Regions from separate parts of the Homo sapiens genome. Here all the other regions are linked to region 2. Evidence: chromatin contacts called from ENCODE Hi-C or POLR2A ChIA-PET data. All regions are on one chromosome and are shown on one strand. Each heading gives the region's core, a stretch centred on a gene start or an enhancer-like site at or near the end of the contact. The rest is flanking DNA. Distances are from core to core; before and after follow the strand shown.

Region 1 (3,188 bases), core at 353-2,852, 2.2 Mb before region 2:
GATTTGCATTAAATTGGGAAACGTTGAGTAAAGCAGACTGCCATCCATAATATGGATGGGCCTCATCCAATCAGTTGACGAGCTGAATACAACAAAAGGCTGACCCTGCCCTGTGCAAGGGGTAATTCTGCCAGTAGACAGCCTTCAGACTTTACATGCAATATTGGCTCTTCTTTGTTCTACAACAGCTTTTGGACTCGAAGTACAGCCTTTCCTGAGTCTCCAGCGCACTGGCCTCCCCCCATCAGATTTTGGACTCTCCAAGCTTCCACAAGCACAGGAGCCAATTCCTTAAAATAAATCTGTTTCTATATCCATATATACACATCCTATTCATTCTTTATCTCTGGGCAACCATGACTAGCTAATACAGTCTCTAAATCAAACTGTGGTACCTTCTTTACTAAGGAATTCCTTCTAATAGCTCTATACCCATTGGCTTTCACAACATGAATCAGGGGTTGAAATTTCTGCATATTTTTCTCAGATCTGCTCCAGGCGACTTCCTTTCCCATGGCTAGTTAAATGGGGACTGGAGAAGGCGGAGAAATACTCACATTTTTAAAAGATTACAGCTAATTATGTAGACACACTGGCCCTTAGACCTATCTTACCTGGCATTTTATAATTTCCCTTTCACACAATATAATTTAATTCATATTTGGGGGACAGGAATATTGATCTACACTGTAACTTGTCTAGTTTCTGGAACGATAAACTAAAACTTCAAGCATATAAAATATGTTTATACTCTAAATTTTTAGTTTTTTCCCTAGTATTTGTATGTCTAGATATAATTACAAAGTCTATGTGATGTTTTTCATGTGACGATCCAATACAGTGCTTCCCTGAGCCCTTAAAAAATAAAAAATAAAAATACAACTTAAAGAAACAAAAACTCCCTACCGTAGCCGCTACAAGGGAGGCTAAGGCGGGAGGATTGCTTGAGGACAGGAGTTCGAGGCCAGCCTGGGCAACATAGTAAGACTTCCGTCACAAACACAAAAACTCCCAACCCGGGTTCGAGACCAGCCTGACCAACATGGAGAAACCCCGTCTCTACAAAAAATACAAAAATTAGTCAGGCTTGGTGGCACATCCTTGTAATCCCAGCTACTCGGGAGGGTGAGGCGGAGACTCGCTTGAATCCGGGAGGCGGAGGTGGCGGTGAGCCGAGATCGCGCCATTGCACTCCAGCCTGGGCAACAAGAGCGAACTCCGTCTCAAGAAAAAAAAAAAAATCACCTCCCAACCGTATGGACCACGCTGACATCCTGCCATCAAGAAGCAAAGCTTTCCAGCGTCCCCCAAGCGCTAGGGCCGCCTTCTGACTCTTCCGCCCCGCCTCCGCCCCCTGCACTCTCCCAACTGGCGGGAGGAGGGCGCCCTCCCAGCCAATCAACGTCCCACAGGGCCCGCCTCCCGCGCGTCTTTCAAAGGTCTTCTAGGAACCAGTCAGCGATTAGAGGCCGAGTCTTCGGCCACCCAAAGGCGGAGTAAGAAACCAGAAGCGGATCTGATTGGTTGCTGGAAGACGCCGCGCCCACCTCACAGAAGGACGAACCAGTGAGCTAAGCTGCGGGGCGCGGGCTCGGCCGGGGCACCGGTGAGTCGCCGGCGCTGCAGAGGGAGGCGGCACTGGTCTCGACGTGGGGCGGCCAGCGATGAAGCCGGTGAGTCGGACGTGCTGGGGTTTGGAGGAGCGAGGCGGCAGGGACGCAAGCGGTCCCGGGGACCCGATCCTGGGCCGGAGGGCAGCCCTAGCCTGGTAGCAGTGCGACTGGCGCCGTAACCGTTCTGCGGGTCGGGGAGGTGACTCGCACGGGCCCAGCACGGGCACGAGAGACGAAGGAGCAGGGTCGGTGGCCGACGAAGGAAAGACGGACATTCGCTGTGCACCTGCTGTGGGCTGTCACCTGTCCCCTGCGGGGTCTCATAAGCCTCCCAGCCGCCCAGCCAAAGAGGGCCGAGCCTCGTTGTACCGAGGAAACCGAGCCGAAGAGCTTGAGTGTCAGCGATGAGTGGGCGCGATACCCCAGCCCCGAAGGGTGGCCGGGCGCTACCTGCGCCCACAGGGCCTGGGGAAACCTTGAGTACGAATGCCACGCCGCGGCTTGTGGGCGACACCACCGCTGTCACCATGCCCCAGGGCCACCTGGCAATGCTGCTCTTTTCCCGTGACGTTCAGAATCACAGGGCCTGGGGAAGCAGAAACGTCCAGCTCTGTTAGGATTAATAAACCTGGTGAATGGGCCACACAAATTTGAAATATGAATCATCAAAGTTGCTTTAAAGAAAAAACAGATGCAGGCAAGGAGCTGAAGATCCCCCACCTAACCCATATTTCCTACTGCCCGGCTTGACAACCTACTGGAAGCCTTTCCTTTGGGTGCAGTTGATTATAATACTTCAGATAGAGCCAAAGCAACAGAAATCCATAGCCTAGGGCCGGGTGGTGTCTCGCGCCTGTAATCCCAACACTTTGGGAGGCCAAGGCGGGCGGATCACTTGAGGCCAGGAGTTGGAGACAAGCCTAGCCAACACGGTGAAACCCCGTCTCTACTAAAAATACAAACATTAGCTGAGCGTGGTAGTGCACGCCTGTAGTCCCAGCTACTCGGGAGGCTGAGCCACGCAAATAGCTTGAACCCAAGAGGCAGAGGTTGCAGTGAGCGGATATCACGCCACTGCCCTCCAGCCTGGGCGACAGAGCAAAACCCTATCTCAAGATAAAAGAAAGAAAGAAAAAAAAGTCCGTAGCCTAAATTAGCCGTCCTGTGATCTTCTAGTACCAAGACCGTTGTAGAATATAGCTTCAGAGCTAGAAAGAGCATTAGGTGCTTACAATTGCTAATCCCTATGTTGCCATGTGGAGGGACATCAGCTGTCCTTCACTCCTGGCCTCTTTCTCCACCTGTCCCCATTGAGTTATCTGATCCCCGAGTTTGGAAGGAACTGAACACCAGTATCTCAACTTTTTCTTTCCTTCTTTCTTGGGATCTACCTGCCTGCCTGCAGAAGGTGCTTTCTGGTCCACTCTCTGGCACACAGGAGCCCCAGACTGTCCATGGCCACCTGTGACTGGGTGGATACATTTGTCTAATTCTGGGGTGAACAAGGGGCAAGCCCACGTGGCAACAGCTTTAAGCTGCATACTCCATTTGATATACAATAATAAAACTCCATTT
Region 2 (3,090 bases), core at 311-2,810:
TAGTTAGGTCCTCTGCTTCAGGGTCATCCACAGGCTGCAATCCAAGTCTTGACAGGAGTTATAGTTATCTCAAGGCTTATGTGGGGGAAGGATCCACTTCCTAGCTCCCTCACATGGTGTTGCCTAGATTCAGTTCCTCTAAGGTTGTTGGACTGAAGGTCTCAGTTTCTTGCCAGCTGTTGGCTAGAGGCGGCTCTCAGTTTCTTCCCATGTGGACCTTTCCACAGGGCAGCCTACACCATGGTAGGTGGCTTCATCAGAGAGAACAAGTGAGAGGACAAGAGGGAGTGCCAGCAAGATGAAAGTTAGTCTTTCATAACCTAATCTTGAAAGTGACATCCATCACTTTTGCCTTATTGTATTGATAGAAGCCAATCCTTAGGTTAAGCTCACACATAAGGCGAGCAGCTTATACAGGAAGTGAGTGAGGAGGCAGGGTTATCTGGGAATCCATTTTAGAAGCACTCTACCACACAGCCCCTCTCCTCCAGGAACTCACAGTACAGCTGAGAAATTACCTGGAAAAGGCTGGAAATTGTATAAGTACCTGGAAAAGACTAAGGTGTGCTGGCCCCATGACCGTCAAGGTAGGTATATGTTACTCTATAGTTTAGTCACTGTGTCTCTATCAAATTGCGCGTAACACGTTTGAGATTGTCACTGGTTTTCAGTGTGTCTTTGAGATACATTTTATGCGGGTTGCTCTCCTCCCCGCCCACTCCAGGATAATTGCTTTAATAATAAAACATAAGCTTAAAAAGCTTAACTGCGCTGTTATGTAGTTGTCCTTATTAACGGCTCCGATTCTTTTTTTTTGCGTTACAGCTCATTGTAAAATATGGTGATTCAATTTCATTTTCCACTTTGCTGTGTTGAAAGCTCCAGCAAAACACTCCTCTTCATTAAACTAGGAGACACCTTTATCATGGTTTGAGTTATCTGCATGAATACAGGAACTCAAATTTCCCGACTCATCTACAGAGTTTTCATTATGCTATGGAATGAAAAAAAAAAAAAAAGACGCACTAGCATATTCTAATCTCTCTAAAAATTACTCAGTGATTTAATAAGTAGCACACAGACTTATTGTAATTAGTCATAGTAACGTAGTAAATCGTAATAAATACATAATTGTGATTAATGTATTTATTGGCTTACTTTGCACATACGGTAAATACACCACCCTTTTTTTTTTTTTAGCACAGGTAGGGGCTCCTGGCTGATCGTGGCCCTTTTGTGCAGTTCCACCCCGCACCGTAGGGGGCAGGAGCAGCCCTTCCTCGCTCGCGGTTTTCGACGCTGCTTTGGTCTCTGTCAGACCCAACCAAGTCAGTATAAAAGGGGGGAATAGCCATGGAGAAGGTAGGCCTGTGGCCGGGCTTGCTTTTTAAAGGGAATGCTCTCCTGGTGATTAGGAACCTTAAATCACATTATAAGTAGGTGAACGCCAATGCGTGGTGCACTGCGGGAAAACTCGCAGGGCCTGGCTCAAGGGAGGCCTGGCATTTTCTCCTCCCCGCGCTCAGGCGGAGAAAGGTGCGGTCCAACCCGCGGAGGCTCGACCCGGAAGCCGCCGTGGCCGCCGCACAAGCTGCGCTCGTCTCTCGGCTGGGGAGCTCCGTGTCGCACCGGGTTCTTGGGCTGGCCGTGTCCTTCTCCCTCGGTCGCCACTGGCCCATGAGTCCCCATGGCGACGGCAGGGGCCAGGCCCAGGGGCGGGCAGTCCGAGTGGGGCTGCGGCGCTCCGGGGGCATCCGCGGCGGCGTGGCGGTGTTCGCCGCCGTGGCCGCAGTGTTCACCTTCACCCTGCCCCCTTCGGTACCGGGGGGAGACTCCGGTAAAGTACTCGCAGGGTTGCCCCTTCTGTCCCTCTCCCCTGGTCCCAGAACGGGCAGGGTCTGCGTCTGGCCCCTGCTCTTGGCATTCGGTCTGGTCAGCTCTGGGCCTCCATCCACCCCCCTGTGCACAGCGCACTATTGTGTGTTCCAGAGCCCACTTCTGTTTCCATTCCTGTCGTTGTGGTTTCTTTAGTTCTCAGGTTTTCGAGATGGGGCGTATTGTTGGTTTCGCCTGGTGGGGCTTATCGACCTCTCCACTTCCCCAGATCTTTTATCCTGGTCCTGAGTATTTACTTTCAGTCTTTTTTAGTCCACAGATATTATTCACGGTGTCCTTATTATGTTTCAAACAAAAGAACAGTAGTGGCGAACAGATAATTGCTAGTGTTCCAGTGCGGTTAGACAATACACAAGTTAATGAATAAACAGCATATTCACTGGTGATAAGTTATGGAGACAGTAGGAGGGAAATATGATTGAGAGTGGGGGTAAGTAGTGGGTCCTTCCGAATGACTATTCAGGAAAGACCTCTGAAGAGGTGGTGTTTTAGTTGAAACCTGAATATTGAGAAGGAACTAGCCATGCAGAATATTTGCAGGAGAACTCTTAAAAAGGTGGAAGCCAGGTGCGGCTGTTTCTATGAAAAAGAAAAGCATGACTCATTGGCCCTTAAATCACACTAATTGTTTTGTATTTGATGCAAGAAACAAGATCCATGTTTTGTTTTTGGATTCAATAATGCCATATCATGGCCAGTAATTTTGTCAGAATAGTGCTGTAATTTCAGGTGGTGAACCTATGGACTGAAGAAGCAGTTTTTGCTGCATGACTAGTGATCCCCAAATTGAGCAGCTTAAACAGCAAACGTTTATCGTCTCCCGTTTTTGTAAATCAGGAGTCTGGGTGCCGTTTAAGCTAGATGCTCGTACTCAGAAAAAGGTTGCTGTCATGGTGTGCGATGGGGCTGCGGTCTTCTCAAGGCTCAATTTGGGGAGAAACGCAATCTAGTTCTTTGCTATGTGGGTCTCCATAAGTTAACTGACTTCTGTCAAGAAAAAGATGAAGGACACCTCTCTGTCTGACAGCTCTGTCATTTTGTAACCTAATACTGTAAGTGATATACCACTTCTGCATTTTATTCCTGGAACTTCGTCAGTAAACCCAACCCATATTCAAGGGGGAAGGATTACACAGGTGAGAATATCAGGACTTGGGGATTAGTGGGGATCATATTTAGGGCTGCCTACCACGT
Region 3 (3,227 bases), core at 199-2,698, 2.1 Mb before region 2:
CCATCTCAAAACAAACAAACAAAAAAACAAAATTAGCCGGGCGTGGTGGCACATGCCTGTAATCCCAGCTACTTGGGAGGCTGAGGCAGGAGAACTGCTTGAACCTGGGAGGCGGAGGTTGCAATGGGCCGAGATCCCGCCATTGCACTCCAGCCTGGGCCACAAGAGTGAAACTCCGACTCAAAGAAAAAAAAGTACATACAGATCTGGATTGGATCTCAGAAGCAAGGTCTTCTGAGCTGTAAATTCACAAGTCATCTGAATATAGATGGTAACTGAAGCCATAGTTTAGGATGAAGAATACAGAATGGAAAATGAAGGATTAGGATGAAACCTGGGACTCCTTCGAGCATTGTCCAGGGAAAGGAGAATAGTCTGAAAGGGAAACAGATGGACCAATAGGAGAAGTAGGAGGAGCTCTGTATCCCAGAAGCCAAAGGGGAAGAATGAAGGAAGAGAATGCTTCAAAAACAAGAGAGTATAACACTCTGGAATGCAGCTAAAAGGTCAGAGAAGACGAAAACTGAAAAGAATCCATTCGATTCAGTGACCATGACAAGATCTATTCGATGAAAGTGGGCTGAGAATTGAGTGGATGGTCACAGAGAGCAGTGTTTTGTTGTTTCTAATGAAATTTACCCATATTTTAAAACCTAATGGGATGGATCCAAAAGATCCTTGATGGCGATTTATTTAATTTTCCACTTTATTTTTATGCTTGGGGTCCATCCCATGTAAGAACAGAAGCCACAGCCCCCAGAACCAACAAAACTAAAGTTATTGACAATTACTTTAAGGCCCAGTGCCAAAGCTTTGGGTCGAAAGGTTTCCAACTGCCATAGGAAAGCAAAGATAAGGAGAAATCCTCTGTAGGAAGCTAGGGAAAGGAGCAGAGAGAAAGAAGCTAAGGTGAGGCCGAGAGAATTCAATCGGAATTCGAGTCCTCCCCCAAAACGCCGCCAGGTGGAAGATGCTCGGGGCCCACCAACCCCTGGAACCTGGCCACGGCCCTGGCAGGGAAAGCAGGAATTGAGGGAGCCCTCCGATGGGGCAGACCCCTTTCCCTCCAACCTACAGCTCAGAAGCTGAAGCCCTCCAACCAGAAGGACCTGGCGTGGGGCCTCCCCAACCCCCCTGCTCGTGGCCGCACCCTAGTCCCATGGCCCGCTGGGCGGGTCCACCCCGGGCCCAGCTGGAAGATGCTGCCCTGAGGCGTGGTGGCGGCGGCAGAGGCCAAGTACTCTAGCTATGGGCACTGGCCAGCTGCTGGGAGCGGAAGCGGCCGCCGAGCCCTCCTGGGCGCTGCCCGCCGCCGCCGGCTCCGGAAACCGGGAAAACCCGGCTGGCCGGCTCGCCCAGCCCTCCGGCCCCCGCCCTCCCAGCGGCAACTCACCATTTTCCTTCCGGCCGTCAGCGGCCTGTCGCCTACACTCGGGCGCCTTTAAGAATGGCACGGCGGCCGCCTCCCTTCCTGCCCCGGCGCCTGGCCCAGTCGCCCCCACCTATCAACGCGGCCTCAGCGGGCCGGCACGTGATGGCGGACGGCAAAAGGCGCGGCTCAAAATTAGACAGAATGCGATCGCCTGATTTTTTTTTTTTTTTTTTTTTTTTTTTTTTTCTTTTCCCTGCTCCCTCTAGAGGAGGACGCTCTGCCTGGCTGCAAGTGAGAAACAAACCCAAGGTGCATACTTAAAAGTCATGCCAGTTCTCCGGACCTTTTTCGCAGTCTTCAAGCTCTGAGAGCATGTTAATGGTGACATCAATGTTTTCAATGGTAAATGTGTGTACTGACCGCAGCCTACCTTCCAAATTTGATCTCCCTCAAATCTAGGCACACCTCCTTTCCTCCCACCCTCTCCAGAACCCCACTTCTGACCACGGCTGCCTTCCAGGACTTGGTTAATCAATCTCTCTCTCTCTCTCTCTCTCTTTCTCTCTCTCTCCCTCCCCCTTTCCCTCTCTCTCTTACACACATTTCTTCTCTCTCACACACACACACATTTCTTCTCTCTTCTCTCACACACACACATTTCTTCTCTCTCTCTCTCGTCTCGCTCTGTTGCCCAGGCTGGAATGCAGTAGCACGATTATAGCTCACAGCAGCCTCAAACTCCTGGGTTCAAGCAATCCTCCTACCTCAGCCTCCCCAGTAGCTGGGACTACAGCCGTGTGCCACCACACACCCGGCTAATTTTTAAATTTTTTTGTAGAGATAGAGTCTCCCTATATTGCCCAAGCTGGTCTTGAACTCCTGGCCACAAACAGTCTTCCTGTGTGCCTCCCAAAGCGCTGGGATCACAGGCGTCAGCCACCATGCCCAGCCTCTTTTCTCCATACAAGTTATTTATTGAAGTATGAATGAATGATGATTGGTGTTTCAATGAGCACTCTTATGGGCCACTGCCTAAGTAAACATCAAGAAGTCTCTGTACCAGATGCAGACTTAGTGGAACAAGTCCAGTTTTGAATGCATGAAGAAAGTGGTTTGGGAGAAGTAAAGTTTAGGCTCTAGGATTCAACAGGTACCTTCAATAAAACAAACTGCCTGGGGCAGTACCTCATTTTGTTATGACCATGGGTTCTTGGTCTCTCAATGCAAATTGACCTGAGGCCAAAAGAGTTTCTCCAGGCAAGGCTTCATTGGAGCTTATGCCGGAGCATAAGGGAGGCAGCATAAGAGAATGAGAGAATTCCCTGACTGACTCTCCTAAAAGAGCACAACAAATTAGGGGTAGTTTATGCAGGTCAGCATTATCTGTTTGCCAGGGTTGTCTTGAGTAATGGGCCACCCAATGGTCTGGTTTGCGGCAACAAGGCTGTGAATCAATTGTTCAACATTCCTCTCCAAGGTGGGACACTCTCAACCTTGGTTATCTCCTAAGGCCAGTCATTGGAATTCTTTAAATAAAAGGACTATTAGCAGTAAGGTAGTGGTGTGGGTTTGTCATGAGTGGAAATGCATGAAAAAAATGCTCTAGTGTGGGTGAGCTGAAGCCAAGCCCCATTTCTACTGTTTTTCATTTCCCCTTATAAGATTTTACCTTCCTTATTCTTAAGGAGAAAGGGCCAAAGATCTTATCTTCTAAAGCTACTTCCTGCTGAACAGGGTTGTCATCCCTGCTTAACCCCGGGGGGCATGGAAATCTCTCACCGACTGTTCTACAGACTTGAAGGGACTTGGAATAGTTGAAGCCTGGAAGACATAAACTTTAACAACTGTACCCCTA

The links. Hi-C counts contacts between places; a loop is a spot of excess contacts on that map. ChIA-PET counts read pairs that join two places held with the same protein, here RNA polymerase II (POLR2A). Pooled maps may share reads with other maps.
Region 1: a map of CD8-positive, alpha-beta T cell shows a loop between it and region 2 (23-fold over the local background). The contact joins the promoter of CDKN3 here to the promoter of TMEM260 in region 2. A Hi-C loop is called at or near these places in 2 of 168 maps with a recorded cell type or tissue (CD4-positive, alpha-beta T cell and CD8-positive, alpha-beta T cell) and 8 of 50 pooled maps.
Region 3: a loop to region 2 is called in a map of CD8-positive, alpha-beta T cell, with 6 times the contacts of the local background. The contact joins the promoter of GMFB here to the promoter of TMEM260 in region 2. A Hi-C loop is called at or near these places in 1 of 168 maps with a recorded cell type or tissue (CD8-positive, alpha-beta T cell) and 6 of 50 pooled maps. POLR2A ChIA-PET finds 5 or more read pairs at or near these places in 2 of 52 experiments (CD4-positive, alpha-beta T cell and activated T-cell).

Annotation. Positions count from the first base shown.
Region 1 is chr14:54,395,405-54,398,592 of GRCh38, forward strand. CDKN3 (cyclin dependent kinase inhibitor 3) reads left to right here and starts at 1,603. Exons shown (of 8, transcript NM_005192.4): 1 at 1,603-1,673. The coding sequence starts at 1,665.
Region 2 is chr14:56,578,238-56,581,327 of GRCh38, forward strand. It overlaps TMEM260 (transmembrane protein 260), which reads left to right and starts at 1,561. Exons shown (of 16, transcript NM_017799.4): 1 at 1,561-1,837. The coding sequence starts at 1,678. RefSeq lists a silencer at 1,629-1,848.
Region 3 is chr14:54,487,532-54,490,758 of GRCh38, forward strand. GMFB (glia maturation factor beta) reads right to left here and starts at 1,449. Exons shown (of 7, transcript NM_004124.3): 1 at 1,394-1,449. The coding sequence starts at 1,396. RefSeq lists a silencer at 1,132-1,531.